Linked DNA regions of Homo sapiens: regions 1, 2, 3 and 5 are each linked to region 4. A link is a loop called in an ENCODE intact Hi-C map of the cell type or tissue named here. Cell type or tissue: Panc1. All regions are shown on one strand. Links, peaks and the distances in the headings refer to the core of each region. The heading gives the core; the rest is flanking DNA. Region 1 has its middle 60 kb from the start of HMGCLL1. Region 2 has its middle 45 kb from the start of COL21A1. Region 3 overlaps HMGCLL1 (3-hydroxy-3-methylglutaryl-CoA lyase like 1). Region 4 has its middle 12 kb from the start of BMP5. Region 5 overlaps HMGCLL1 (3-hydroxy-3-methylglutaryl-CoA lyase like 1).

Region 1 (6,588 bases), core at 1,083-6,082, 250 kb after region 4:
AACCCCGTGACACAAGTTTACCTCTACAACAAGCCTGCACATGTACCCCTGAACGTAAAGTAGAAGTTTTAAAAAACAAAACAACTAAAAGGTATAATTGGATTGTTTGTAACACAAAGGATAAATGCTTGAGGGGGATGACTAACCAATTTCCCATGATGTGATTATTAAGCATTGCATGCTGGTTTCAAATATTTTATGTATCTCATAAATATATATGCCTATACATACCCATAAATTTTTTTTAAAAGCAGCCATAAAAAATTCATTCAGATTGACTCATAATTTTATATTATTGTTAATCAGTCCATTAAAAGAGCTATATCTTTTTCTAATTCTGATTAAGTGCGGCATTATTCACAATAGCAAAGACTTAGAACCAACCCAAATGTCCAACAATGATAGACTGGATTAAGAAAATGTGGCACATATACACCATGGAATACTATGCAGCCATAAAAAATGATGAGTTCGTGTCCTTTGTAGGGACATGGATGAAATTGGAAATCATCATTCTCAGTAAACTATCGCAAGAACAAAAAACCAAACACCGCATATTCTCACTCATAGGTGGGAATTGAACAATGAGATCACATGGACACAGGAAGGGGAATATCACACTCTGGGGACTGTGGTGGGGTGGGGGGAGGGGGGAGGGATAGCATTGGGAGATATACCTAATGCTAGATGACGAGTTAGTGGGTGCAGTGCACCAGCATGGCACATGTATACATATGTAACTAACCTGCACAATGTGCACATGTACCCTAAAACTTAAAGTATAATAAAAAATAAATAAATAAATAAATAAATAAATAAATAAATAAAAATAAAAAAAAATTAAAAAAAAAGAAAATTATGAGGGAATGTGAAATACCTTTATAAATTTAAAATTACAAGGATTGTTTTAGCCATCAAAACAGAAATACAATTGCTAGGAAACAGATTTGATTTTCTTCCCTTTTACAAAACGATATTTTTGCATTTGATGTTTTCTAGTTATAGAATACGTATTTATTATAATGGCTGAAATAATTGGAAGATATACAAAAATAAATTTATTCATTTCCCTACTCTCTATTCCAGTTGTGTTTTCCCTACTGTTTTCCTACTCCCTTCTTCCAATTCTGTTTTCCTAGGGTAACTACAGAGTATATCCTTGTACTTATTTCTCCTTGATCAGAAAAGCATATCTATTTGTGCATGTGTGTGAATACACACACACACACAGGCACACACACACGTATATAACATTTTTATCATTTGTTGTTATTTATAGATATTGTCTTTAATATACCTATTACTATGCAACTTGCTTTTTCACTTAGTAAATGGGCCCACCTTTTTGGTCAGTAGATCAAATTTTAACCTGTTGCTGCTCTAATTCATTAATGCATATAAATAGAAAATTAATTATATATAAGAAATTATACAACACATGCTAGCTTTAAAAATTATTCATTCTTTTTCCTTATTATTTGCTTCCCCTCTCCTTCCTGTCTTTTATAATAGCTCATAATATATACAATTATAAATACATAGTTTTTGTTACTGTTTTTTTTTACCAAAAATTTATCTGGTTTCCTATTTATCATATTTGTATGTTTTAATAATTGCTCAGTAATATCTTGTGAAAATCTCTCCAAATAAAGTGATATTACTCTAATTTATTTCTTAATGGCTTTATATTTTGATTTAGACATTTTTTGATTCTTTCACCCACTCTTTCATCAATGTGAATTTATTAGTTATTAAGTTTTGATTTATACACAAAATATAAGGATATAGTGGACATCTTTGAACATATGAAAACTGTGTCTTTCCAAAAATATTTTTAAGTCAATCGTGGGTTTGGAGAATTCCATTCAAACAACAGAAAGATAAACTTTAGTTCATAGAAGTAAAATTTTAAAATATTACACTAAATAGTATATATAATACATAAAATACAAATTTTGTAATATAATATATGTCACAAATATATATGATATAATACAAATAAGGATGTGATAATGTTTTAAAGAATAATGTAGCATGTGCCTACAATGGTGATACAATATCACTAATGCATTTGAAGGGCTTTCTCTTTTCTCAAATATCACTCTCTCCTTTCTTTCTTACACCTCATTATAGTGCTAGTGATAACACAATCTTGAATGTGAGGTTTTACATTTTTATGTTTTTATTAATTTAAATTAATTAACTAATTAATTAATATATTTCTTTATACAGCACAAGTTGTATAGCTTAATAAAAGAATGATGCTGTATGTACTCCTCTATGTCTTCTTTTTTGTATATATTATATTTATGTGATTCATTCTTGTAGTAGGCAAGCGTCTAGTTATTGTCATTAGCTTTTAGTTTTGGGCATAATTTTCAATGAATAAATGAAATTCATTTACTTGTTATCCTGTTAATGCACATTTAGTTTGTTTGTTATTTGTATGTATTGAGAAGTTAAATTACTGGAGTATTGCATGAACATCTTCAACTTTTGGAGACACTGCCAAATTCCTCCTCCCATTATTTCTCCTCCTCTTATCTCCCACCTGCCCCTCCTCCTCTTCTTATCCACTTTCTCTTCTTCTTTCCCTTTTTCTTAATCTTTCTTTCCTTCTTTCTTTTTGAGATGGAGTTTCATTCTTGTTGCCCAGGTTGGGGTGCAATGGCATGGTCTGGGCTCACTGCAACCTCCGCCTCCCGAGTTCAAGCTATTCTCCTGCCTCAGCCTCCCAGGTAGCTGGGATTACAGGCACATGCCACCACGCCTGGCTAATTTTTTTTTTCTAGTAGAGAGGGGGTTTCACCATGTTGGCCAGGCTGGTCTTGAACTCCTGACCTCAGGTGATCTGCCCGCCTCAGCCTCCTAAAGTGTTGGGATTACAGGTGTGAGCCACTGTGCCTGGCCCACGTTTCTCTTTTTCTTTTCTTTCTCCTTCATAATTTTCATTGTCATTATCCTTCTTTTCCCTAGTTTATGCAACTAGTGAAGGAAAACTAGAATAAAACTGAGAGTAGAGAACATTTATGTGATTATTAGGAGATTATAACCTTAAAACACTTAAACAAATTAGAGTGTATGGTGCTTATGTGTGGAGAGCAGCAACTTAAGTTCTAGTTCCAGCACTGCCTGTCTTTATGATATGCTCTTTCATAGACTATTCATCTCTATTTCCTTATCAATAAACAAAAATAAATATGCCTGTCTTCTCCAGTGGAATTTTAGCTCCAGAAAGACAAGAAATATGAGTATTTGGTTCAGAAACATGGTGTTTGGAAAGCATTTCCTGTGTCTAGAATAGTGCTGCCATCTAGTAGACGTTCAATAAATATTCACAGAATAAAGAATTTATGAAATAACTATTTTAGCAAGGTGTTGGTACATAATAAGTGCTCACTAAATGTTTGCTAATAAGGTACTGTCCTGCTAGTAGCAGCAAAAATGTTATCAGTAATGGTAGTGGTTATGCTGTTTTTGTTATTAGGAATAATAATAGTAGCTAACATTTATTGAGATGGCACTATATGTCAGTCACATGAATTACTTAATTTAATAGTTCAACATTTCTTTGCAGCAAGTATAAATACCATCATTTCATGAATAAGAAAACTAAAGCAAATAAAGTTTAAACAATTATTACTAATTATAACTAGAGTTTATAGAATGATACCATAGTAACTAAATAATTAGTCTGTTTATCTGTCAGATGTGTAAATATTGTCATTTTCCTGTGTTTGCCTGGGCTGCTGCTAGGACACATAGATTTAAATTTGCAAGTTATTCTTAGCAATATTTAGAACCATATGGTATAAATTTAGTGTTTATTATACTCTTGGCTTTATTCTCCTGTTTCCATTTTTTATTTATCTTAATTCCCTAAACTATTTAATTTATCTCTTTTACTGTATATATTTTTTAAAGCTACCTAAAACAAAACAAGGTTAGGAACATATGAAAACAGATTTCTTCACTTGGCATATCTCCTGTCATTTGACTAAGAATCCTGTGGATTAGGCAGCCTTATCTACATTATATAAATGAGTAAATGAAGTTTTCAAGAAGACAACATGACTTTCAAAACATAACAAAGTCTGAAAATAAAAGAATCCAGGACTCATTTCAGACTGAAAGTATTTTTTGTTTTGTTTTTGTTTTTTAGGTTTGCCTCTAAACTAGCTAGCTTCTGTCTAAACTAAGCTTTTGTCATTTGAGGTAGTTTTGGAAGCTGCATATTAAACTCTTTCTTAAAATAGATGTGTCTAAATAACTTTTTATTTCCATTTTTTTTTTTTTTTTGAGACTGAGTTTCGCTCTTGTTGCCCAGGCTGGAGTGCAATGGCACCATCTCAGCTCACTGCAACCTATGCCTCCAGGGTTCAAGGGATTCTCCTGCCTCAGCCTCCCTAGTAGCTGGGATTACAAGCGCCCGCCACCACACCCAGCTAATTTTTTGTATTTTTAGTAGAGACGGGGTTTCACTATGTTGGCCAGGCTAGTCTCGAACTCCTGACCTCAGGAGATCCACCCACCTCAGCCTCCCAAAGTGCTGGGATTACACCACGCCCAGCTATAACTTTTTATTTCTAATATCACCTTGTCCCCATCCTATTCTGCCAGTTTGGTTTATTATCACAATTGCAATGGAGACTTAATTTTATCATTTATTATAGCATCAAATTCTAGGGTCACAGCTATTTAGATCATGTTCAAAGTGAGTTTTGTAGTTTCAACATTTGACAGTAATATGGATAATACAAATTATGTTTTGGGCATCCATTGTGGATCTTCTCTTACATATTTTCTTAGTGCCCTTCCTCTTGGATTTACAAAGCCACTGTTGTGACAATGATTTAGTCTTCATTCTCTAATGAATAATTCCATTAAATATGCTGTACATACATGTATCTATGATATCAATTTAATGCTGATGGGAAACACACACACACAGACACACACAGACACATACACACACACACACACACACACACATATCAAATTATAGAAGGAAGACCAGGGGAATGTATATAATTTTGATGTTCATGCTGAGCATTCACTATTCTAGGAAGAATACAGGAGGCCTATGACTAGATATGATCTCTACTCAGAAGAGTGTATTAAATGAAATTAAGAGAGACCATTGTTTTGGATTGAGCTTATACACCAGGCCCTAACAAATCAAGCCAAGTCAAAAGGGAGTTGCTGATGTTAAATGCCACATAATCGAACTGAAACATTAAGAAAGCAAATAAATCCCAAAACAGACCAATTTTTCGTGAACATGAGATTCTAGTCTACCACAGCATAATATGTTATTCCCCTCAGCTTTAATTATTATAAAAAGTAACCCGAAGTAACCTGATGTTCACCAATGTTGGTTTTTGTTTTTGTTTTCTATATTCTGCTTCCTTATCACCACTTTACAAACCCTATAATCTACCATTGCTCAGAGGGAGCTCTCATTTTGTTCTGTAGAATGGAGACTGTGCCGATTTATGAATCTCAAATAAAAGCTCGTCAAGTCTATAGCTATACTGTTGTTATTTTCTCTTTGACAGATGTATGCTAGTTCCTTGGCTGAAACATCTTAAATGGTAATAAGGTATTTCGAAAATAGAAGGAATTCCTTGAATATGTATATCAAAAATAATGCTCCATTTGTTTTTATTTTTTAGCTGGCTCTTTAAAAAGGCAATCTTCAAATGTATTGTGTGGAGGAAGTAATTTTATTATCACACTTATTTAGACTTTGGAGGGACAACTAACTCAAGGTTTTAAAAGGTTATATCACTGCAGGAAGCCCTTTGTACCGTCCTATACTCCAGGTGGGTCTGTCAGAAGTGAATAATGATACCAGGAACTCTCTCTTCAATCTACCTTTTTCACAGAGCTTGTTTCATTTTATTAAATTTGTTAAACAGTTCATCACTTTGACCCTAAACTTTTTTCTTTATTATTATATAGATTTAAAAGTGATACCATTTTGCCTGTAATTGCAATGAGAAAAATGCATGGGGGACCTGGTGTGAATGCAAGATGCCTCCTTTGTTTGCACTCTCCAGAGGCATATTACTCATATGTTAGTTTAACACATGCCCACAGGCAACAGCTCATTGCTTAGAGTTAAGAAATATGAATCCTTACACTAAGCCATAAGTTATTTAGCTTACCAGCAATTGAATTTAAAAGATTTAGGTTGTGAGTCCAGCTGTAACACTGGAAACAAAGCATGTATAGTAATAAGGACATATGGAAATTTGAGTGAGTTGCCACTGGTATAGCCAGGAAACTTAGACCCTTTGTTCTTAGTGAGAACAAGTTACTGTACATTTTACTCATTTTTCATATTAACCTTCAAAGTTCTGTTGATGTTCCATCTTGATCTTTACCTGAATGTTTACATATACCCTCCATAATACTTGCAGGATATTTTGAACACATCAGCATTCAAAATATGCTTTAAAATGTTGGCTTTTTTTCTAGTTTAAAATGTTTTTAATCATTCCTTAATTATATTCCCTTTTGAGGTGGTCTCTACTTTATTAATATGTGTGTAGGACTGGGTTCTGTGTGATGTCCTAGGTCATA
Region 2 (6,588 bases), core at 1,077-6,076, 410 kb before region 4:
TTCAATATCATACTGTAAGTCCTAGATAATGTAAAAAGACATGAAAAGTAAATCAAAGGTATACCAACTGGAAGGGAAGAAATAAAATTGTTTTCAGATGACATGATTGTCTATGTGGAAAATCCCAAGGAATCAACAAAAAAATCCTAATACTAATAAGCAACCTTACTCATAGCAAAGTTGCAGGATATAAGGTTAATAAAAAGTCAATTTTTTCCCTATATACCAGGAATGAATAATTGAAATTTAAAGTTAAAAATATAATACTATTCAGATTAGCTCCAAAAAGAAATAAACAGGTATAAATTTTACAGAATATGTCCAAAATCTATGTGAGGAAAAGTACAAAACTCTGATGAAAGAAATCAAAGAAAATCTAAATAAATGAAAAGATACTCCATATACAATGAAAGGAAGACTCAATATTAAGATGTCATTTCCTCCTAACTTCATCTATGGATTCAATGGAATCCTAATAAAATCTCAACAAGTTACTTTGTGGATGTTGACAAACTGATTCTAAAGTTTATTTGAAAAGTCAAAAGACCCAGAATAAAAACATATTGAAGGAGAAAAGCAAAGTCAGCAGGTCGACATAGCTGGACTTCAAAACTTACTATGAAGCTACAGTATTCAAAACAGTGTGGTACTGGTGAAAGAACAGGCAAATAGACCAATGGAATGGAACAGGGAGCCCAGAAATAGACTCACATGAATGTAGTCAACTGATCTTTGACGAAGGACAAAGGCAATTCAATAGAAAAAAACCCAATCTTTTCAACAAATGCTACTGGAATAATTGAATACCCATGAGTAAAAAAAATAAAATAAAATGAAAAAGATTCCAAACACAGACCTTGCACCCTTCACAAAAATTAACTCAAAATGGATCATAGACGTACATGCAAAATGCAAAACTGTAGAACAGCTGGAAGATAACACAGGAGAAACTCTTAAGTGACTTTGACTTTTTTATATACAATACCAAAAACACTATTCATGAAAGAAAAATTGAGAAGTTGGACTTTATTAAAATTAAAAACTTCTGCTTTGTGAAAGACACTTTTAAGAGAAGGAAGAAACAGCCACTGACTGGGAAAAAAATTTCTGCCACCATATCTGATAAAGGGCTAGTATCCAAAATATACAAAGAACTCCTTTTAAAACTCAAAAATACAAAAGCAAATGACCCAACTAAAATATGAGCAAAAGATCTGAACAGACGCCTCACCAAAAAATAAACATACAGGAGATACTCAACATCATTTGTCATTTAGAGAACTGTACATTAAAACAATGAGATACCACTATACACATTATACATTTGTCAAAGCCCATAGAATGTGTAACACAAACAGTGACCCCTAATGTAAATTATGGGCTATCGTTAGTATTGCCGTATCAGTAGTGCATCAGTTGTAACAAATATACCACACTAATGCAAGATGTTAAAAATAGGTGAAAATATATGTGTGTATATGGGCAAAGGGAATAGACAGGAATTCTCAATATTCTGATCAGTTTTCTATAAACCTAAAGCCTAACATTATAAACAAAAAATATGTGAAATTGCTTTTCACTTGAATATACATTGTAGAAATATGCAATGTATTTTATATGCACCGTAGAACATTATGCATTATTTCTTGACCCTTTGAAAGTTTTTAATCTATGGAATGTATTGATTGATTTTCAGTTTTGACTGAAAATGGCAAAGTTAAGCCCTCACACAATGCAATAAATTCACAAAGGCAGTAGAGATTTGCTACTTAATTCAATCTTGCCTTTTTGTTTGATTCAGAGTCAAAATATAATTGTAAGTGATAGTCCCATTTAGTATAGTAAAGATAGGAGTTTAGTGTGATTATGACTGGTAGAGTAACATAACAATTTGAGTTCAGTTCTGGTTCAACTAAATTGCCATTTCAAATCAATTTTGTGGTTTTATTTTAATTACGTTTGACTCACCACATGCAGTTTTCACCATATGCACTTTGCAATAAACCAGGATAAATTCCAAAAGGCGCTAGCGCATCTCAGCTGTTACAGTTCAAGTTCAGTTGCAACTTAATACAATAGAAACCTTTCTTCCTTTCATAAAAGTTTCTCATGGCTGAATGCATTTTGCATAATTAGCCAACTGTTTGGAAATTTTCATGGGACTTTTTCATTTATTTTAATTAAATTTCAAAATCCAAATCATTATCAGCTTTCATGTGTCTTCATCATAAATTTTTCATAGTAATTCTTAGATTTATTTGATAATTTTCATTTTAAATCAAGATTCCCATAAGATATTTTTGGCAACCAAGTCAAAGCTGCCTAAGGAAATGTGAAAGTTAGAAGAGATTTTTATCTATAATCTCATGTTTTATTTCATTAATGATTAAAATTAATACATTTATATGACAGTTTAACATTGGGTTTTTCTTTTAATACTGGACACTAGGTCTTCTAGTTTCTACATAGTAAATATGATTATAGTGAGTTACACCTTTTTTGTTGTTGTCTGAAGACTGTCATAATATCTTTATCTTCATATTTATTCATCAGCTCATTCATCTACACTAAAAGAATCCTTAATGTCATATGTCATGGAAACTTTAAAAAACCTGAAAATTTCAGAATACATGACTCATAAAACATGTGAGAAAAAGAATCCTATATACAAGACAATGATCGTATAAAATGACATTGTTTTGGCAAATCTGGAACACAGATGAGAACTTTTGAATCAAAATTATTGACACTTTTTACATTACTTAATTTTATTTCACGTAAAAGTTGAAAGAGAATTAATAATGTGTTTAAAACTAAAAACTGAACATGCACAAATATACGGAAACTTCTGCTTTCACTGTAGATTCAATGCAAACTCAATCTTAGTGTATTTTAAAATTATGCAGAATCTTCCTAGATTTGAAAAATATCACTTTTTATTTGCACTTTGATATGAGCTAGTCTAATGATAAAAGCATACTATAAATTTTTAAGCATAAAATTGAATACATATGTATATATACTTTATATTAACACATACATGAATGCATCCTACTTTAAATGATGTTTTAATACAATTGTTAAAAGGATTGACAACTTTCAGGAATAATTATGCTTAAGATTTAAATTCAAAATACTAGACTTTACAATTACAATCTAAGCTTGAGTTAGAGATCCTCCACTGGGTGGCAGAAGCATACCAGGAATATTCACAAATAGACCCTGGCTCAGGGAATGTGTTGTCAGTGTGTGGATGTTACCTAGGAGAATATGCTGATGCCCCTAAGAAGGTCATGCACTGACCAGTTATTTCTTCAGCTGTGTCCATGTGTTGGCACTGAGCTACTATGTTCTCCCACCTGGTATCCCTTGTGGTGAACCAGGCACATTTGCCAGATGCCTGGTAGAGGGAGATACTCCAAGCTCTGGCTAACAGGGCTTTCTCTGTGAGAGGCTGAGGCACCTGCATGGGGGAAAAACAAAAAGCAAAACAAAACAAAAAACAAAAACTTAATGCCTGGACTTACTATTTCCCTGGTGAGTTCAAGAACCCAGACTCTCTTTGGCGGGGGAGGGGGGGGGTCCCTGTTTTGTTGATATTAATTACACCATATATAAATTCAAAGTGAAGTTTTTGAATTTACTCGGGCAATTAAGGAAGGACCAAGAAAAAGATGTTTGTAATAATTTTAAACAAAAGCAGAGTAACAGGCAAGAAAATATCTAACTTTAGAGATAACACCTTGACTGAACTCATTTCTTCATCCCATTGAAAATACTCTTTATTTTTAATTTTTATTTTTTTGAGACAGAGTCTCATTCTGCGGCCCAGGCTGGAGTGCAGTAGTGTGATCTCAGCTCACTGCAACCTCCACGTCCCGGGTTCAAGCTATTCTCCTGCCTCAGCCTCCCGAGTAGCTCAGATTACAGGCGTGTACCACCACACCCAGATAATTTTTGTGTTTTTAGCAGAGACAGGGTTTCACTACGTTGGCCAGGCTGGTCTCGAACTCCTAAAACTCAGGTGATCTGCCCACCTTGGCCTCCCAAAGTGCTGGGATTACAGGCACCACACCCGGCCTGAAAATAGTCTTTACATGTAAGATGATAAACCATGGTGAAGTAGTGGTTTGTATCTTCAGCATTAGGGAACGAATTGTGATTATTTTAAAATGGGGATTGCTGCCAAGCTACTGACTAACAGGAGATAACTTATTTTAGAAGTCAAGATAGAGTGACATCCTCTAACACAGGACTTTTCACAGTATAGTACATGTAAGAATCCCTTGGGGTTCTTGCTACAATGCCGAGTCTGATTCAGTAGCTGTGCCAGTTACAGCTATTGCCTCTCAACTCCAAACCCACCCTCCTAAGCTCTGCTTTGTGGTGTTGGAGCTAGACTCTGCGACCCGCATTTTGGCTCTTAGTCTCCCTCTAGCACCCACTACTTTGTGCTCAGCTTTTGCAGTAGTGGGTGCCAGGGGGAGACTGCAAGGCCAGAAGTGGGAGAAGGCATCCGCCTGTTTGCAGCTTCTGTATCATCCCAGCAATGCTGCTTCAGTCTGGCAGCAGCGGTTCCTTTCTGTGGTAGCAGCTTCCAGTTTGCAGTTTTTTTTCCAGTGCTCTCAAAATGAACTTCACCTTGCCCCTTCAAACACCCCAGCACTGGCCAAGAAACTGCCCCTTTCTCAGGGATCCAATCTCTTTCTTTTTGTTCCCCTAACTCTAGAGTTGGAGCTGCTTTCTGCAATTGTTACCTCCATAATATATTGTTAGAGTTTTACTTTTACTCTTTCAATTACCTAGTTAACTTTATCCCTAGTTAACAGTTCTTTATACAAGATTCTCACTGTTCAGATAACTGCTGTGGTTTCTTTCCCTTCCCTTGACCCTGAGTGATGCAGTAGGTCTGAGGTGGGGCCCAAGATTCTGCATTTCTGACAAGCTCCCGGGTAATGCCCAGTCGCTGGTCCATGGATCACATTTTTAGTGGCAAGCAGAAGTGCTATTCAAAGGTGTAGAGAAGTGGTTCTCGATATTTGGCTGCACATTTGAATCACCTGGGAGCTTTAGGCAAATAGGAATGGCCATATGTCACCTCAAGTGAGCTTGATTTAGTTGGTTTGAGGTGTTGCCTAAGCATTGGGTTGTCAGTGGGTTGTTAAAATCTTCCTGGCCGGGCGTGGTGGCTCACGCCTGTAATCCCAGCACTTTTGGAGGCTGAGGCGGGTGGATCACGAGGTCAATAGATCAAGACCATCCTGGCCAACATGGGGAAACCCCATCTCTACTAAAAATACAAAAAAATTAACTGGGCATGGTGGCATGTGCTTGTAGTCCCAGCTACTCAGGAGGCCGAGGCGGGAGAATCACTTGCACCTGGGAAGCGGAGGTTGCAGTGAGCCGAGATCATGCCACTGCACTCTAACCTGGGCAACAGAGCAAGACTTCGTCTCAAAAAAAAAAAAAAAAAATCTCCTAAGTGATTCTAATATGCATCTAGAATTGAGAATCTTTGTTCTAGAGCAATGGCTGTCAATCTGGGGGCAAATTTGTCCTCCTGAGGGGACACTTGGCAATGTCTGGAGACATTTTTGGTTGTCAGAATTAGCCGGGGGATGCTACTAGTATCAAGTGGGAAGGGGCCAGGGGTGCTGCTATGCATCCTGTAATACACAGGACAGTCTTCCATGACAAAGGATGATTCTAACCACAATATCAATAGTGCTAAGGCTGAGAAACCCTGATCTCTAGATCAGGGCAAGGTCAACCCAGCTCATCTCTTTATCTGTTTGCTAATTCATTTATTTATTCATTCTGTTGTGCCAAACCTCTGTTAACCTCAACAGGGGAGGCGCCACATTCAAGAGGCTGAAGAAGGGACCTAGAGCTGGCAAGTGAGACATGGGGTTTTAATAGGGGGTTACTTACAAAGAAGACAGTCCAGTGGCAGAGGGCTGGATTAGGAACCGCCTCATATTCAGTGGCGGTGGGCTGGACAAGGTATCAGCCTTCCTACAGTCCAATGGTGGTGGGCTACACAAGATAACTGCCCAGCCCAGTGGCTGTGGGCTGGGCAGGAAAACCAAAACCGCAACTGGTTGCAAACATCAGGCAGTTTATATAGCGTTTTCACATAATAGACTCCCCTTAACGACCTCCATCTGGCAACCTTCATTTAACCTAAAACTCAAGACCTCAATCCCCTGTACAGCCTGTGTTCCAAGAAAGGGGCCAGGGGCTAAGATGTTCCTATCAGGTAATCAATGACTCTCCAGGTTGGTATTCCCGGATTCCCTAGCTCAGAACACATATTCAGGTGCATCTAGCTATACAGGGTCATTCTAAGAGTATGGTTAAATTATTACTATCAAGGGCATTTATCCTACACACATATATCTACTGAGCATTTACTATGGGCTTTTCTAGATGCTGGAGACTACATAAAGTTTCAGAACCAGGTATTATCATAAAACCTTAGCAGAGAGAAAATAGTCCCATAATGTGCATTTTAGGTGAAGATGCACGCTCTGTTTGTTTGCTACTTATTATAGGTGCTGGAAATTAACTGTAGTTCAGTGCTTGCCA
Region 3 (6,588 bases), core at 983-5,982, 440 kb after region 4:
GGAATTGAGAATATACTGTTAGCAGCTCCTTCCCTGTGTGTGACTGGTTATTTGAAGATAGATTATGGTTAATTAAAGATGTGTATTGTAAATGAGATGACAACTACTAAACAATTTAAAGAAATCTAAATACTAAGTCAACAGAAGAGATCCAATAAAATCGTAAAACGTTCAATTAGCAGAAGAGAAGGCAGAAAAGAGGAAAAAAATTAAAAGTGTGGAACAAATAGAAAGCAGCCAGCAAAGTGGCAGATTTTAATCTAACCTTTTATCAATTGGTATATCCGTTCCAATTGGCTATGCTGATATAAAAACACACTTCGAAATGAATAATGACTCCAACACATAGATGTTTGTTTCTCACTGATTTAACAGCCCACCACACATGTTCCTGGTAAATGAGTGTGTTGTCTCCTCCAAGTGGTCATTGAGGAACTCAGGCTGCTTCCACCTTGTGGCTCACCACTCCCTAAGGCCTCAATGTCATCTGCGTTTGGCTATTAAAGAAGAAGAATGCTTGTAGTCTCTAAGAAGACTGGTTTTAGAAATGGCCTGTTTCACTTTGCTTGCATGCCATTGGCTAGACTGTAGTCACATATCCATACCTAAGTACAGGGCAGCTTGGTAATATCAGCTAGCTGAGGGTCCTGGAAGAAGAAACAGATTTTTGGTAATAAACTAGCTCTATCTGCCACAGATAAACAGTTCAGCCACAAGGTTAGAAATTTTCACAATGTTTTTATCCATAAAAACCATCTTGGAGTTTGAAACAATAAATATACTTTACAAGAAAAATTCAGTTTCCTTTTTAGGTGCTACCTTTTTGCATTTTTAAATAGGACATCAGGTGATTCCAAAACTTAGATGATATCATTCTGAGAAATACTGAACAAGGCATGAGGGAGCCACTGTGACTGAAGCTGGATATGTTAACATCTGAGATGTTTCCAGGAAGATCTGTTGTCTCTTGCCACTCAAGTGTGTTCTGGGGGCCAGTAGTATTGGCATAATTCAGGATTGTAAATAATGCAGCATCCCAGGTACCACCTCAGACCTATTAAGTGAAACCATATGTTCATTACAGTTTCAGGAGCACTGGTCTAATTATTTTATGCCAAGATGTTAGAGAATGTGGATGGCTGTAGAAGTAAAGTGATAGGAGCATTATCCAATCAACAACAGGCAAAAGCAGATGATTCTGAGAAGAATCATCTACAGAATTTGAATGGAATTCAAGCCATGTGAGCCTGAGATAGACCAGAATACTTCTGGGGGTATGATACTGGCAAAAGAAGGAAATGACTATGAAAAAAAGTAGATAGACCTTTATTAATAAAGTTCATTTGTCCTAAATATATGAGTGGTATATATTTATTATAGAGGATTGGAAAAAAATCTAGAAGCACAAATAAATGGAACTATAGTTAGTATCCTTTTCTTTTATCTTCCATTTTCTCCTATTCATTTTTTCATATTATGTATTTTTGTATATATAGTACTGTTTATATATTTATATATTTATATTTTTGTATATATAATATTGTATTATACAGAAATATTTTACTATTTCATGATAGCCAATCTTATGTAATTTATCAACTCTGTCTCTATTTTTCAACATTTAACCTATGAACTTATTTTCACTGTTAATATTGAGTAACATTACAAAAAATATTCATCCTTGAACATCAATCTATCTGAATATTTCTGGCTGTCTTCTTGGGCTAGCTTCCTAGAAATACAATCACTAGGACAACAAATATTTACTTTCTGAAGTTGTTTGCTAATGTTGCTAACTTGTGTGGAAACTTTTCAGAAAGTCTCATAAGAAAAGGAAGCCTTTTGATTTGTCGATGTTCTTCTTCTAATTCACACCCTGCCTCCTGGAGTTGTTATATGGATTCAATGAATCAATGCATGTAAAGTGTTTAGTAATATGTCCGGCATATCGTCAGTATTTTGTTAACTATTAATATTGTGCAGTAGCACACAGTTGTTAAACCTGGATTTGCATTCTTACCTTGCCTCATACTAACCATATGAAGCAGGACATATCACTTGCCCTTCATGAACCTCAGTTTACTCATGAGTAAAATGGGCATGTGTTACTAACCACTTCAGGTTGACTTTGTGGAGCTTTATCATATGTGAAGCACATGGTACAATCCTTGTGAAAAAGTAAGCAATTCAGCAAATGTTTGCTAATAGTATTTATTATTTTTAGTCTTAAAGAAATTGAAAATTTTCTTGCTTTTTTTTTCCTTACTTCCTTCAGTGTACACACTCCCATTTCTATCTCAATTTGAATATGTCCAGTGAAGGTAGAAATATAATCTATCTCCTTTTGAAGGCAAGGAGGAGTGAAGCATTTAGGAATACTAGTTTTAAAGATGAGAAGTCTAATTATTTTGATTAATAATCACATTAGCTTAGTCATTCCTCAACATAGCTCTCTCTCTTTGCATCTATATATAATCCTATTATTTACTTACCAATTTTTATATATACTCCTGTTTACTAAAACATTGACATTATTCATGTAGGCTAACTGTTCATTATCTATGGCTTACCTATCACGTATATTATGTTCACAATACACATCAATGGCAAGTAGGGTTCTCTCTCAGGTGGTACAGTAGCTCATATAGTATCTATTTAGAGTCTTGGTTGAGAAGCAAACATCTGGGCTTATTGGAAATAAGCGTGGCCACTGAACTACGAGTAATACTTCATGTATGGGTAATTTCAGTCCTTTGGTAGAGTGAATAGTAGCTATGAGAAACAAGTTGAGAATAAAAATATTGGAAAATAAGCATATTTTGATATTTTATTCTATATGAATATTCATGTTAAAATGAATAATTTTCACTTTCAGAAATTTTATTTTAAATTAAATCTAACATTACTATAGATTATTAAATAAAATACTGATCTTAGGGGATAAAAAATGTAGATGACTTCAAAAATAATAATCCAGATCTAATTGTTTTTTGGGACTTTAGTAACCTCAATAACTAAAATTTTAGGTTTCATAAAATATTTTGAAAACATGAATATATAGATTAGAAATTTTGCAAGATGATTTTTTACTCCCTTTATTGTTGTATGTATTCATTTTATTTGGGTTATAAGACCATACAGCAACAAGAAAAAGTTGTGATGGTACTTTTAGTTAGCATATCAGCAACATCAGACCATTAGAACATCATACAGAATCAATACTCCCCAGAGCTCACCTAAGATTAGAATACAGACATGATATGTTTATGACATATCTACAGGCAATTTGCTCTCCTCCAGAAAAAGTTGCCACTAACATTTTATTCATTTCTCTCTGGCCTTAGGTCCAAGCACATATGCAGAGAGCTCAAGTAGACGGAGCACACATAACTGAATTCACCAGGTTTATGGTATCCTGGGCCATTGAGTTAATAGCTTTAATTGTGAACTTAGAGAAAATGAGAAGCCAAGGACATCTCAGTCCTTAGAGTTATAATTATATAAATGTATTTATATATGTTATATAAAAATATATTTATATATTATGTATGTTATAAATATTTAAATAAATATGTTATAAATATACATGTTATATATGTTATATATGAATATATAAATATGTATATAATTTAGAAAACATTGGTTCCCTGAGCACTAATAACAGTTGCTTCTCATTAGATAGTCATAAGCTACTTCTCAATAACAGCCAAAATATATAGTCACTTTAGTTTATAATGCTAAATTCTGTGAGCTACAGGACTTTTATTTATTCCAAGTCCCTGGCACAAAGAGTGTGCTTAATAAACACTTTTAAGTCAAAGGAAAAATACAAATATGCTGAATATATTGAACCACATTTTCATGTGTTCTACACCTTTAGTAAGAGTGTCCTTATTTTAAATGCAGAAAACCCGTTTGTTTGATAAATATAAAACTATTTACTATTTACAGTTTTGAGGGACTGCAACACAGTGAGTGGGGTTGTAAATGTTTGACTTTAACCTGGTGGATTTTGGTGCTATATTGCCACCTTGTGGTTACTCATCTAAAAATGGACTTTTCTTCAAAAACAAAAATCAAAAATAGACAAAACAAAGAATAACTGTTTTGCTTTTGTGATATATGGTGCAAACATAAGTTTGTGCTGTGTGCTTACACACACACACAGACATACAGTCACACACACACACATGCATGCACACCAGAAACCTGAGTCTGAAAGTAGTGACTGTGCTTGAAAAGGAGAGAAATGGAACATCTTTCCAAGAGTAATCCTTTAATGCCGAAAGTCTCTCATATAGGAAAATTAGCTAAGTGGCCTGTCTATTATTTTCAAACACACAATGATATGATTTCAATGGTTAAGTAAAAATGTCTTTCCACTCTTTATAATAAAGAACTAATAATAAAAAGAAATAATGTTTTTCTTCCTAGTTTTTTTCAGAGCTTGTTTACATCATATTAAAATTATTTCTGATGAAATAAGGTAGTAGATGTGAAGAAAACATACATAGTGAAATAAAATTTTCTTAGAAGATTATGACTAGAAATTTCCAAAGCAGCTCGTTTAGAAAAACGAGCATATAATTTAGTATAAGGATAACAGTATCATTGAGAAAATTTTTATTTCTGAGAAGAAAATTACACACTTAATAAAGTAGAGAATTTAGGGGAAATTGTATTAAAATATTTTTAAAGTACTGTGATTTTTTTAAAAAGAGAGACTTTAAAGGGAATTGATGCCTTAATATTCTCCTTTATAGGTCATATATCCTTGAATAAACTCTTTAAAATTGCTTAAACTTTAAATCCACATATTGCATTTAGAACTGAGTCAATTAATTTGTGAATAGAGCTTACTGAAAGAGAATCTGTGTCTAGAGCTAATCTGGTACTAGAAAATCAGAAAGACCATTTTACAAGTCCTCTTTTACTCAGATTATGTCTGCCTTCGCCAGAGTATGTTTGCAGATTAGTCCTGTAGTCTTAGATCCTAGAAAGATCCATTATTGCAAAATATGAATAAATTCAGTCTTGGATTTATTTACATTCATTTTCACTTATTTACAGTCATTTTACTACAGGTTAAAATTTCCAAAAACTTTTATATTTTACTTTTTCTACTTAGGTAGGTAATTAACATTCATTGTGGAGGCATTGGAAAACAGAATTAAAGTAAAATAATTTATCTGTAATCATAGCACCCATGATCATTACCATTAGCACTTTATATATCTCCCAAATCCTTTTTGCTTTTAGAAAATTGTGTCATGACTCTATGTACTGTTATAACATCTTCTAACCTGTTTTTCCCTTAATCATGCAGTTAAATAGCATCATCATTTTGTTTTCTAGCTACACCATAAAGCTATTCTCCATTGTGAGACATTTGGATGGTTCTCAAATTTTCATTCTTAAAAAACATACTGTGATGAGTCTTTATATAGATATATGTGTGTGTGTTATATATCCTATACAAAACCAAGATACAATATACGTCACCCATATGTATTTATTTTTATCTAGTTATTTTCTAGGATTTGTTAAATATTTCTAGAAAGGACTCTTTGATAAGGAACTGTTGGGACAAAGAATATTGACGAGTGAAGACTTATTACTAAATAATTGCTCACCCAAAGAATTCCAATTAACTGTATATTCCTACTCATTTAGGTTTGACTGTTTACCTTCAGTTCCAATAACACTCCCTTTGTCATTGATATTTATTGAACTATAATGTATATATGGAAATGTGTACAAATTATAAGCTCAATGAATTTTCACAAACTGATACTATCAATGTAATCAACTCAGTTCAAGAAATTTATTACCAGCACCCTCGAAGCTCTCCTTGTGTCTATTTATATTCACACTTCAAAGATAATTATTAACCTCTCACTGCTTTGATTAGTGTGGTCTATTTTAGGACTTTATCTAAATGAAATGACGTATGTCTTCTTTTGAGCCTGACTTTTTTCAAGCAACCTTGTGTTTGTGAAATTAGTCCATGTTGTTGAAGTTGTAGAGTGTTTTATATATTTGAGCTCTATATTATACTATTTCAATGCCAGTATTCTTTTTTAATTGTTGTCAGTCTGAAAGTATAAAATACAGTGTTACAGTTTTCACGCACAATCTTTGATTTAATGTGAGGTTGAACTTTTTTTTTTTTGGCTTCACTGGTTATTTATATTTGCTCTAGTGTGACATTGGTCATTTATTGTTCCTCTGTGGTAATACTGGTTTCTCTATTGTAAATAAATCTTTCACTCTTGCCCAAGCAATAGGTTACATTGGCCTTTAGTTACAAAATAGAAGAATGACTGTTGTTTCCTCACTCTTTCCCAAAAGGCCAATTAAGACTAAAAACTGTTGTTTTGACAAGGTAACAAGTTTCCCTTCTGGGACTCCTGTAGTTGCAGGGTCTTGATCCTCAGTAGCGAGAAAAGGAACATGATACGTGGATTCCAGATCCCAGAAGTGAATCATCCACATTTCGGGCTGAAGCCATTTCTCATCTATCCGGCTGATTCCTCTGACTTTTGCTACTTTATACTTTTTTGGGTATTTTTTCAAAACCTGCTTTTC
Region 4 (6,588 bases), core at 1,053-6,052:
TGAATTCTGGGAATACAGGCTCATTCCAACTCAGCTCCCCGCTTTTGCTTCACCATCAGAGCCATTCGCCCGTTGTTTCTTGTCTTAACACTTCCCAGATGTGAGGCACGGCAACTTCCAACTTTAAGGTGCACATATCAAGTTCTCTGAGGAGACTCCTTGAAGCTTCTGTAATTAAGTTTGAAGTTAGAGGCAGATCCCCATCCTCAGCTCTTTCCCCTGAAAAAGAAGAGGAATTCACAACCCACCGGTTTTCTACTTCTGACCCCTTTCTGCTCTGGAAGTGAGGAACTTACTGGTTGTTTAGCTGGGTTTTATATAAACGTCCTTTGAAAATACTTTTGTCTAGCACCTCTCCTTGATTTCTGAATCTGCCATTTTAAGGTATTGGATAAAACTCCTACTTTATCGTCTTTTTATATGTAGTCAGTTGTTTAATGTTTGCTTCTTCCTTAGAATAATAAAGTTACTTCCATGAAAGCAGAGATATTTTACTTCTAATAAATGTATTCCTGGTACCATCTTAAATGCCTAGCTTATGGTAAGGCAATAAAGTATGTATTCAATGAATGTGTAAATGAATGATAAAATTACAAAAGAAACACATTTCTCAGGTACTAAATTTTAAAAGAAAAATTCATGTGATGCTCATATAGGAGTTTATGTAGAGATGAACAATGTTCTCAGCATCAGTGTTATAGATGTACTAAACTAATATGACTTATATTATACTTTATCCCTAAAATCAGATTTTCTCAAGGGGTGTATTAATGGCATGCTCATTAAGTTATCTTTTCTAAGTAACTTGTTTCTTAGCTCATGTTAAATAAAATCATAAAACAGGTTTTTGTATTTATTTTCTTTGATGAGTATAAAAATGTTAATATCTGTAAGATTGATTTATGACAGGTTCATATTCTGTGGACAGTGGATTATCAGGTGATATTGTTTAACATTTCATTATACATATTGAGATATTAATATTAGTCATTTTTCTAAATTAAAGGATATTTTAGGTAAAGAAACTACTAATGCTGTATAACAAATTACTCCCTGCTGTGGTTTGAATGTGTCTATTGCCTCCAAAATTCATGTTGAAAACTTAATCTCCATTGTGGTGGTATAAAGAGATGTAGCCTTGGGAGAAGTCATGATCTTATGAACGGATCAGTGTCTTACAAAAGGGCCGGAGAGAACTAAGTTAGACCCTTTTTGCCCTTCTTTTTCCTGCTGCATGAGGAAATAATGTGTCCTTTCTGCCATATTAAGTAATCAGCAAGAAGGCCCTCACCAGAGACAGACTGCTGCCATCTTGATCTTGAACTTCTCAGCTTCCAGAACTATAAGAAATAAATTTCTGCTCTTTATAAATGATTCAATCTCAGGTATTTTGTTATAGCAGCAAAATAGACTAAGACATTCCTATACATAGAAAGTGAAAGCAATGAACATTTATTATGTTACATTTTCTGTGCATCAAGAATCTGGTGACAACATAAATCGATACCTCTGGCTTAAGGTCTCTTTTGAGACTGTGGTTAAGTTATTGAATGTAGCTGTGGTATCCTCTGATGGTTTCATGGGGGTGGGTGGGTAGAGGGATTTGCTTCCACGTTTATTCATATGGCTTTTGGCAGGCCTCAGATCTGCTTCGAAGCTCACACATGTGGTTGCTAGTAGGCCTTAGTTCCTCACCATGTGGGCCTCTTCAGAGGCCCTCTGAAAGTCGTCACCACAGGACAGCTGGTGATCCAAGAGACAGAAAGCCTGAGAGTGAGAAAGAGAGAACACGCAAGTTGGAAGTTAGTCATTTTATAATCTAATAGTAGAAGTAACGTTCCATTACTTCTTATGTATTTTATTCATTACGAGCAGTCAATAAATTCAGCCCACACTTCAGGGGAGGGGATTACACTAGGGCAGGAGGACCAGGGGCCATTTTAGAGGCTGCCATTATCTGTATCAGGACCTAAACCAAAACATTTTCTTGAGGTATTCACATTTTTACACTGAAGAACATATGAATATTCTTTAACAATTTTGAAGACATTCTTACTATTTGGCTACCTGCACCATGGAAAGTTTTTCTATGATTGTTTCAAGCAATACTTGAGAGTATTAATAGTAGTGACTATTAGGGTAGTTGTTATTGAAATCTCTTTGTAAATATTATATTGAGACAAAGACACTGTTTAAGAGAAACCTGCCATGTATTGAAAAGATAGATATCCAACTATCTTTTTTATATTTCTTTCTGTATCTTTTTTGTAATATATGTGGATACATTTCCCAGATCTATCTTCATTAAATTTTTCCCTTCAGCTGTGTGAAATCGGACCATTTATTGATTGATTTTTTAAAAAATTGGTGTTCATAATTTTATTTCTATTAAATTTTTATTAATTTTCAAATCCTCCTGTTCTTTTATCAATGTCCTGCTTTAAAAAATTATGATTTCTATTTCTTTTGTTGTGGCTTTACCATTTTAAACATAGTTTTAAAAGTTTACTTTGGATGGTTTTATTCCCTCCAGTTTGGGGATGTGCAGTACTTCCTGCTGTCTTACTTGACAGCTCCTGCTCAGTTTAGATTGCTTCCTTATATGGTTTGTAGTTTTTGATTTTAAACTTTTCTTTAATAAGTATTTTCTCCCTGTGCAGAATTCTGTGGACTCTAGTGCTTAAAGGGAAGCTATTAATATGTATCTATGCTATGTTTGTTCAATTGGTTTAAAACAAGTTTTTAATATTGAGACTTGGGAATTCTACCACTAACCTTAAGGACAGCAGAGTACCATGAACTATTTAATTTTATTTATTTATCGTATCGTATCGTATCATATCGTATCGTATCGTATCGTATCGTATTGTATTTTTTGAGACGGAATCTTGCTCTGTTGCCCAGGCTGGAGTGCAGTGGCGCGATCTTGGCTCACTGCAACCTCTGCCTCCCGGGTGCAAGCAATTCTCTGCCTCAGCCTCCTGAGTAACTGGGATTACAGATGCCCGCCACCCTGCTAGGCTAATTTTTGTATGTTTAGTAGAGATGGTTTCACTGTCTTGCCCAGGCTGGTCTTGAACTCCTGACCTCGTGATCCACCTGCTTCGGCCTCCCAAAGTGCTGGGATTACAGTTGTGAGCCACCATGCCTGGCCTTGTTTTAATTTTTAAAGGAGAATTTTAATTTATTTTTCACTTATATCCTTAGGCCAAATCAAATATTACTTCACTAGGGGTTATTATTTTATCTCTCTCTTCAATTGCTCAGAGGTCCCCCCTTTATTTTCCTAGCTCTCTATAAGGATCTCAAGTTCAACATCTATCTTCATGTAAGTCCAAGGTAATATTCATGTCTCTATATGGACAGTTAATCTGCATCCCCTAGAAATGCGGCTTTTCCTGAGCCTGATAACCCCCTAAACATCTATTGAGTCATTTTGTAAATTATCTGGTTTTACATTTCTTCTTTGTTGTTGGTGCCTAGGAATTTCTCTTATTTTCCTTTAAGCTCATCTGTATATTTCACTTCATTATTTTGATTACATGTGATTTACTGTTTACTTATGTAGCAAGAGATGTGCTTTTTTACTACAGTCAGGTTGTAAGAACTGTACTGAAAAATAATAATAGAATTTGTTATTGAACCAATTCCTTTATTTACTTTTGAAATTTGTTGTTGAACCAATTCCTTTATTTACTTTATTTATCAATGTATATCTTCCTTCCCATCCTTGATTTCCTTTATTTTACATTGACCCCATGTAGAGACAACCTCATAATTTCAGATCCTGTCCTACGTGAAATCTATGTCTATGTAGAGCCTTTCATTTCTTTTCACCCACGAAATTAGTCTCTAGATGTGCCTAGGTACTTACTGTATAATTTTTTACCCTATAATTTAAAACTGTGTACATAAAATACTTATGGGGTGAGAAGGTATAAATCCTTCTAGCCGAAAGAAATGTAATTAGTGTTTCGGCATATTTGAGTGTGTCGTTGCAAAATACTGTTCTCTAGGTTAGTGGTGTGGTTTGGTATAAAAGAAGTAATAGAAATGTTCATAACAGAGACCCAGGATATAAAAGTCCCTTTGTGTTTTTCATTACAAGGTCATTACTTGCCATTCTTTACAAAATAAACATGAAGAATTGTTTCCAGGTTCTAAAGTTCAAGAGTTTTTGGACAAACTTAGTAAAATGGTAAGTGAAATACTTAAAGAACTGTAACTGAAAAGCAAAAATTTAAAGATGTATATTTTCATAGCAATAGAGATAGGATTATTATTTCTAAAAGCTTAAAGTGTGTCTAAACATTTCCATTCAAAAAGGTTACAGTAAATTTCTGCAACTTTACAATTTATATAACCAAGAGGTGGCAGTGTTCCATCTAGTTTCCTTTGGAAACTCATTCTCCAGAGGTAAAATTTTCAGATGTATTCTAATTAACTTTTAAAACAATTGACTTTTATTAAATTAATAAATACTACTATCACATGTACTTAAAATAATTATAATTGAGTAGCATTTTTTGAGTATAAGAACATTAAAGCATTACTGTATAGAATAGTTTGATCTGAACAGCCAAAAATTAGACATTTTCAACATCATCATATGGGTGTTTTACATCTAAAATACTTTGTTACTAGATTGTCTCTTTGGTGTTCTACTCTGTCTTTAATATTAATTAATTTATTTTGTAACACTATGAAAACAGTGATTTATCTTCATGTCTAACTAGTTAATAAGGGGAATAGTTTGGATTGAGAGTTCGTAACAGACAATATAATTTCATCATTATCTTTCAACATTTTCTTCAAGAAGAAAATAATAAACATTTATGAATATTTTCATCTATTGAAAATACATACAAATACAATCTTCAGCTATTAGTATTACAATGAAAGCAGCTAACATAAATAATTGAAACAGATTTCAATCCCAAATTCCAAATCTGTTCCAGAAAATCTTAAATGAAAGCTTATTGGAGGCACAAATTCTCTTTTACAAGTATGTCCTGGCAATAATTGACTTAACAGTCAATTATTACAAACAAAATCCAGGTTTCTTAATTAAAATACAAAATATTGGCTCTCCTACTTAGCCTGAAATAAGTTATGTCTTAAGGAGACTGCAATTATGGTGGCGCCTTCTAATGCCACTGATGGTCAGAGCCTGTCAGTGTTTGTATAAAAACTAATTTCTTTAGAGGTTTGCAACAGTGCTGTGGATTGTTACTTCCTTAGCAAAGGCTTGGCATCAAAATTCTAAAACAGAAGTTTAGGGATTTTTTTTGAGTTTGGTCTGAACACCAAAAGACTTTCATTTTTACTCTCATAAACGTGGAAAAAGTAAATTCTACCATTTATTATAATTACATTTTTGAACTTGAGAATTTTATCTTTAAATATGTATATAAAAGTTATGAATTGGGTATATTTGGCAAATAATACTAAATATAAATTAATGAACCACTCATAGCAAATTTGAAACAAGTTTTAAACAAAGCCTTTACATATTTGAATGATAGCTATTTTTATTTGGTAAGCCCAAATAAGTTTTTATAATTGATTTTATCAAAATGAATAAAATGCATTTATTTTTCACTTATCAATGTTAGTGACAAAGTCTTTTTAAATGACTTATTTATTCATGTAAGACTCCTTAACCAGCTAACTTAAGAAAGACTTCTAGGACAGAATAGGTTACACTAGTTATAATTTTATCTTTCTTCTACTCACTTGCTTCTCAATTGAAAGAGCGGAAATGACAGTCAAATTGTCTACGGCTGGTCAGTGAGACTTGGGAAGAGAGAGAGCAAAAACCGTGAACTGATTTTTATACCTTGGATTCATACTATGTTTGCTTACTTCTATGTGTGTTTCTCAAGGAATTTAGTGTTGTTATAGGTCATATTGGCATAAGAAAATATCCTTTAGTAGATAAGCATTTTGACTGCTATGTATTAAACTGGAGAATGCATTTTTTTAAGCTGTGTTGTCATATAAACTGTGTAAAAGTTTATATGGACCAGTCACAATTGTGACATACATTTCTTAGACTTTGATACAATATTAGTAAAGTAATAAAATATATGAATAATTATAATGTTAATTTAATAGTTGTCATTGCTTATAGATGGTTTGTAAATATTTTTAAGCAAATTTATAAATTTCACTCTATGAATATTCATTCTATTGGACATCTATATATCAAACACTGTTCCTATAACACTGAGGCAACAATAATGCATAAGAAGAAATTTCCATCCTTCAAGAAGTAGTAAAATATTATAACACTTGACACTTATTATTTATTTTGTGTCAGGACCCATGCCAAGTCTTTTTATGTTTATTAACTTATTTAATCTTCATAAAACCCTAAGTGATAGCACCTGCCATTATCTCCATTTTACAGATCAGGAAACTGAGGCAGATAGTGCTTATACAATTATGAAATGGTGGAGTGAGATACAAATTTAGTCTAGTTCCTGAGCAGAGGCTTTCAATTGTTGTGTTATTTTGCTTCTCCATTTATAACAAGACAGACGTACTCTTTTCCAGATGTTCTGGTTGAAAATCAGTCTTAGGATA
Region 5 (6,588 bases), core at 620-5,619, 340 kb after region 4:
AATTAATATCTAAAAAGCAATAAATAGCAGAATGTGGAGAGTTTAACATTACCACAAAATGCACCATGTGCATATTTCAAATGAGACAACAAAAATAGATTTTCTTGGAAAAGCTGATCTCTAATGCCCCCTTAAAAAGCCTAATTTAATTTTGAAAGAAAGTCACACAATTTCCTGATTCAGCCCTCTGATCTGTGTAATAGGAACATTTGATTGGAACATCATAGCAGTTCTTGGGAATACTGGCTATGAAACAGAATATTTCAATATTCATAAAGACCTTATTTACACAAAAAAATACTTCTCAAGAAATGAAGTGCATGAAACATAAGCAAATATGTCTGGAAATTTCTACTATAGATGATGTTATTTTCCTAGGGGAAAAAAAAGCAGTACTTGTAGGGTGACTAATAAGCAATCATATCTATTACCATTAGAAGGGTTGATTGTATATATAGAAGTCATCCATTATTACTGCTGAGAAATGTGTGTGCTACACACAAGCATACACACGCTGGCATACACCCACACACACTCTAAATATTTCAGAGAAATCCCCATCAAAATATGCCTTCCATTTAATTTTATGTAAGATTGAAAAATGTGAGTGAAGCACATTACTTATGTTCTGTATAAAAGAATGATTCATTATTATTTTCTTCAACCATAACTCAATAGTTGGTGATGTATTTAATCTTAACCTAAAGAAAACTAGAATAAGAGCCAGGGAGCTTAGCTGGGTAAACTTAGGAAGTCATTTAATCTCTTTCAGGTCTGCCTACCTCACAGAGTAGCTTCACAGATGAAACGCAGATAGAAAAGTTCTTTGGAAAAGTAAAGTAACATATAAATTCAAGATAGTATTTCTTTTATTGTTACTCTATGAAAGTGAACCATTAGAAATCTGATGCCAAACGTGGGCATACGCTCAGCCATAAAACATAGCCTTTTGAAACACTCACTCTGGATAAAACATCTTTTGTTTTTTCGCTAGTATCATATACTACACTGCACATTAAACAGGATATACTGAGCTCTGTAATGTAGGACATTAAATGCTATAAAAATAAATTTTTAGACTATTGGCCTGTTTAAGAAGTATGTTTCTAACTTCTCCAGACTACATTAAAATGCAACACAATTCCTTGTAACTTACAAGTCATTCGTTAATTTTCATATATTCAGTATGTAAGAAAAGTGTCCCTCCCCATCCCTGCCTCACAGTTGCTTCCAGATCTCTATAGCACTAAAATGTAAGCTAGTTATGGGCAGGAGTTTTGGTTGAATGATTCACCTCCTATACCCAATAACTATAATAATGCTACTTAGCATGTGTTAGCTAAAAGAAAGTTCAATTTTACTTGTCCAAATTTTATTCATTCATTTAGTCAAACATTGATCAAGTGCTTATTATGTATCCATTTTGATAACTCTGAGGGTTTTAATAAAAAAGGAGAAACAGGCAAGCAAAGAAGTACTCATAGATATGCTTTAAAATAGGCTTCTACAAAACGTTATGAAAATACAGAAATGAAATAACTTAATTCCATCTGCGGAAGTCAGAAGTCTCTTGAGTAGATGACAAATTGAATCTTGGATGATCAATAAAATCAATAAAATCAATAAAAATTTTGTTGAAAATAATTGGATATTAATGGAGTTAATAATAGTATTGAGGAACAATTTTTATGGAACCCTTGCTTATCTGCATGTTTTATTAGCAAGGCACTGATTGCCTTTCTTTGAGAATATCTTTTCAAGAATGTTTTTCTAGCAAACAGCCATAGAAAGAGAGATAGTATCTCTCTCTAAGGCAAAGGGCAGGTATGCCTACAGCCCATTATGAAATTCTGAGGTTCCCCAAGTGCAGCTCCTGCAGTGTGAGCCATTGCATATGCTGGTGTTACCTGGTCATCCTCTAGTTTCTCATTTTTAAATGGGTTGCCTTTCATACTTGTTGACTATGTGTGATTTAAGAGCCCTCTCTTACTGATCTTTAGTCTCTTCCTGAGCATTACTATCTCTGTATTGACTTTTTTTTTCTAATGAGCTTAGATATGCACAAACAATGCCTAGTAGGCAAATCCAACTAAATGTTATACAAGCACGTAGAATTCAATAATTCAAAAATAAGCTCATTATCTCCCCACCAGAACATATTTCTCCCCAGATATTCCCCAGTACATGCTGTTCCTTACCTTCTATCTTACACTTATATATAATTGGACCATTTATTACTGGCTCTAAGTTGGCATATATCAGCCCCAGCCCAATGCATGACATATGGACTGTACTCAATAATTACTTGTTGATCATATTGGATAATTTCTTCTGTCACTTCTGTCACTGGCTTAATTCAGATAGTCTAGAAAGACTAAATAGTAACATTAGATTCAAGAGGAATCAAAAACAATGTCAAGTGAACACATATTCTGCTTTGATTGAAATGGCCATAATTGTTAATAATCGGTGATTTAATTTCTTCAGATTACTTGTTAATAATGCCAGCTACAATACATTGATGCAAAGAAAGGTCCTCAGTTCTTCAACTGTATTCAGGAGGCATATGGTTATTACCTTAAAAAACACTACGTACCTTTCTTTTTCTTCTTTTTTTTTTTTTTTTGGCAAACATTGTCATTGAGTAAAAGAAAACTCTTCTGCCATGTATGTGCCAAGCTAATTGTTGTTGAAATGCAGTTTCAAGAAACAATCAGTGATAATGAGACCACATGGCTTAAGATTGCCTAGTTTTGTTTTTGTTTCATTCCTGCCAACTGAAGACTAGAGGTAATAAGAAAGAAGAGTGAGCTTTTCTTATTTACTTCACCTTCCCATGTCATATATTTTATTTATTGTTCTGTTGAAATTATAGGCATCTTGTAAATCAGGCATGATTTCATGTTGTCATCCAAATGGAGTTTAAAGCTGAGGAACCCCAGGCCTTCCTCTCATCCCTCCACTCTCTCAGGTTAACTTCATGCATCACAACCTGCACAGAAAATGCAGAAAAGAAAATTCTTTTTCTTCTAGGTTGCTTTTTTTGCTTATTGAATTGACTAATTTCATGGAAATTGTAGAGAGTGGTCTGTAAACATTGTAATGGGGACCATCTGGGTTCTTTTGCTGATAGCTCAGAATGCTGATAAAACCAATAACAGCTCTGGACCCTAAAAATGGCCTTTGAATATTTTTTGTTCCACAGACTTGAATTTGGTTCTGCATTCAAAACAGCCACCTTACCCATGTATGCTTTAATTTTTACAAGGACAGAGTGTGACAGTATAAACTGGTTGGCTTGAATTCATCATTCCTGATAAAAGGCAAAAACAAGCAAACAAAAACTTTTGAAGTACAGGTTCTGTGGTTCTGGGCTGATTCTGTCAACTATCCACTTAAAGAACTTGAATATGGGTTACCCAAACTTAACTCGGCTCAGAGGTACCAAGAGATTATGTTGGTACAGTCTGGAAAGATGGAGTATGCTTCTGACTTTAACTGCAATATACTATTTCAAAGGCTGTTTCGTTTTCCCCCGATTTTAAATAACAGCCTTCTAAATGGGCATATTTAGAAGGCAAATATATCTTCTAAACTAGATCCATGGTACCTAGTCTGAAACCAGAGGTTTCAGAAACCAGACCATTTGCCATCTCAGATTTTAGCAAAAGGTAGAACAAGGGGTTTGTTACATTTGGCTGGAGCTAGGCTGCTCCCAGTGGGTTATTGTGGTATAGGTTCCACTAGGAATAGGTCTGTCTTTCAGGGAGCGACACTTAGGTGGTAGCTGTGCTGTGTGACCTAGAGAAAAAATAAGCAGCAAATTGTCTTTTCTAGCCTCAGTTTTCTGGGCCCAATTCCCAAAACCAAATTCATATTCAAGTTCAAGGTAGAGAGGGTGGCATCCTGTATACCTCTTCATGGAAGTAGAAATAGTCTTTTAACTTAAAGAGTTATTTATTTATTTAGACAGGGTCTAATTGCGTCACCCAGGCTGGAATGCAGTGGCACAACCACTGCTCACTGCAGCCTTGATCCCCTGGACTCAAGCAATCTTCCCACCTCAGCCTTCCAAGTAGAGTAGCTGGGACTTTAGGATACACCACCCCCATCACGCCTGACTAATTTTTGATTTTTTGTTTTTTTTAAGAGAGATGAGGTTTCACTATGTTGCCCTGGCTGGTCTCAAACTCCTGGGCTCAAGCAAATATGCCTTGGCCTTCCAAAGTGCTGGCAAAAAAATATATATATATAAATATATAAATATATATAAAAATATATAAATATATATGTAAATATATATATACACATAAAAATATATATATTATATATGATATATATGATATATATCATATATATATTATATATGATATATATGATATATATCATATATATCATATATGATATATGATATATATCATATATGATTTTATATTATATATGAGATATTATATATCATATAATATATATAATATATAATATATCATATTATATATCATATATGATATATAATATATATTATATATTATATATCATATATGATATATAATATATTATATATAATATAGATATATTATATTATATATTATATATCTATATTATATCTATATTATATATTATATAATATATAATATATAATATATAATATATTATATATTATATATTATATATTATATATATAATATATATAATATATAATATATCATATATATGATATATATTATATATTATATCATATATTATATTATATATATCACACCTGTATATATATTATATATCATATATATGATATATTATATATGATGTATTATATATCTATATATGATATATTATAATAATTTATAATATATATTGTATTATTTATAATATATATTATATATTATTTATATACACTTATAAATATAGTAATATAATAACAATCTAATAACAATATAAATAATCTAAATATATAAATATATAAAAATATAAAAATATATAAATATATATATATTTATATATAATACATATATATTACATATATATGTAATATATATATATAAATATAGGTATATATATTTTTTGAGATGGAATTCCGCACTGTCACCAAGGCTGGAGTGCAATGGCACGATCTCAGCTCACTGCAACCTCCGCCTCCTGGGTTCAAGTGATTCTCCTACCTCAGCCTCCCAAATAGCTGGGATTATAGGCACCCACCACTATGCCCAGTTAATTTCTTGTATTTTTAGTAGAGACAGGGTTACACTATGTTGGCCAGGCTGATCTCAAACTCCTGACCTCATGATCCTCCCACCTCAGCCTCCCAATGTGTTGGGATTACAGGCGTGAGCCACTGTGCCTGGTCAAGATGTAATTTTTAAATGAACTCTAACAGTAGTTAGTTTATTGTCATATGCGGAATCACCCAACAGATTTGATCTTTAGGTCCTGAGTAAATCAATTATTCTTCAATTATATTTTATAAATTAATCTTTTGAATTTTAATCATAACTAGACTAAATATCACTTGGTTATAAGGAAAAAATACTTCATGTTGCAAGTAATATAAATAGTGCATTTTCATGATATCATTGTATTGATTTTTCAGTATTTTAATTCTCTGGGGTAAGAGTATAACAAAGTGCAGTTGTTTAACTTTTCAAATAAGCAAATGTAACAATCTAAAAGTTACGTTATCTTGTTCTTACATTTTGCATTTCAGGAAACATCCCAGTTATCTGGACTCCCTGAGTTTGTTAAAATAGTAGAAGTTGGGCCTAGGGATGGATTGCAGAATGAAAAGGTAGTTTTACATCATTTACTTCAAATGCTGTCTACAAATTAATAAATTTAAGATTGTAAAGATTTACATGGATTTCATATGTTATCTGATTATATTTTTTCTCAATTGCTACTTGAATTTGTAAATTACAAATAATACTCACTTTGACTTAGGAAGTAATTTTCTGTTTGTGCTTAAATAGGACCTATACAATTTACTTATAAAATATTTTTTGTTTTCATAGGTTATAGTTCCTACAGATATAAAAATTGAATTTATCAATCGACTTTCCCAAACTGGCTTGTCTGTAATAGAAGTGACTAGCTTTGTGTCTTCCAGATGGGTACCACAGGTATGTAAACCCACAATTTCTTAATTAGATCCTAATTCAACTTCACCAAAAAATATTTGGTAAATACTGTGATATTAACTTGATATAATTACTAATTTTCCATATTCTTTCAAAATATTAACCTGTGGACTGTGATATGATTAAATAAAAACCCTTTGATGAAGTCCTACAAGTTACTTAGAACTTTATACTAAGCCTGTGTGAGTATGGTTCAATATAATGAATAGGGGACAAGGCCGTTGAATAGCATTTTAGGGGGTCTGCCCTTTCTTTATCATTTTATGGCTGACTTTCTAAATAATCTGAACATCTCCAAATGCATTAGTCATTTTGTCTGTTAGAGGCAAATGATAATAAGTAGCCTGATAGCTTCCTTCTAGAATCCCATATTGAAGAGTGAGAAATGGAGACACATACTCCTTTTACTTTGCTTTTTTTGACACTTGTATTTGCAACAGGGATACGTCATCAAATATAT

What was found. Peaks named below come from ENCODE experiments on the same cell type or tissue, not always from the same donor. Only the 100,000 strongest peaks of a DNase experiment are listed, where the experiment ranks them.
Region 1: it touches region 4 in a loop (2.2-fold over the local background); 5 of 110 quality-filtered maps call a loop at or near these places.
Region 2: a loop joins it to region 4, with 4 times the contacts of the local background. A loop is called at or near these places in 4 of 110 quality-filtered maps.
Region 3: it touches region 4 in a loop (8-fold over the local background); 52 of 110 quality-filtered maps call a loop at or near these places.
Region 5: a loop joins it to region 4, with 1.9 times the contacts of the local background. A loop is called at or near these places in 3 of 110 quality-filtered maps.

What each region holds. Positions count from the first base shown.
Region 1 is chr6:55,636,119-55,642,706 of GRCh38, reverse strand. It overlaps a transcript of HMGCLL1 not described here. Among named protein-coding and RNA genes, the nearest start is that of HMGCLL1, 60 kb to the right of the region's middle. In Panc1, for the core only: a CTCF peak has its summit at 3,328; DNase peaks (open chromatin) are centred at 5,216, 5,376 and 5,626; H3K27ac peaks cover 4,609 bases.
Region 2 is chr6:56,289,386-56,295,973 of GRCh38, reverse strand. It overlaps a transcript of COL21A1 not described here. Among named protein-coding and RNA genes, the nearest start is that of COL21A1, 45 kb to the right of the region's middle. In Panc1, for the core only: CTCF peaks have their summits at 3,011 and 3,218 (motif pointing right); a DNase peak (open chromatin) is centred at 3,223; H3K27ac peaks cover 853 bases.
Region 3 is chr6:55,443,262-55,449,849 of GRCh38, reverse strand. All of the region lies in intron 7 of HMGCLL1 (3-hydroxy-3-methylglutaryl-CoA lyase like 1), which reads left to right. Among named protein-coding and RNA genes, the nearest start is that of GFRAL, 120 kb to the right of the region's middle. In Panc1, for the core only: CTCF peaks have their summits at 3,855 and 4,061 (motif pointing left); a DNase peak (open chromatin) is centred at 3,979; H3K27ac peaks cover 5,000 bases.
Region 4 is chr6:55,884,171-55,890,758 of GRCh38, reverse strand. No RefSeq gene overlaps it. Among named protein-coding and RNA genes, the nearest start is that of BMP5, 12 kb to the right of the region's middle. In Panc1, for the core only: a CTCF peak has its summit at 4,130; a DNase peak (open chromatin) is centred at 4,358; H3K27ac peaks cover 4,862 bases.
Region 5 is chr6:55,541,251-55,547,838 of GRCh38, reverse strand. It overlaps HMGCLL1 (3-hydroxy-3-methylglutaryl-CoA lyase like 1), which reads left to right. Exons shown (of 9, transcript NM_001042406.2): 2 at 5,699-5,779; 3 at 6,003-6,110. Among named protein-coding and RNA genes, the nearest start is that of HMGCLL1, 35 kb to the left of the region's middle. In Panc1, for the core only: CTCF peaks have their summits at 3,505 and 3,706; a DNase peak (open chromatin) is centred at 3,709; H3K27ac peaks cover 3,474 bases.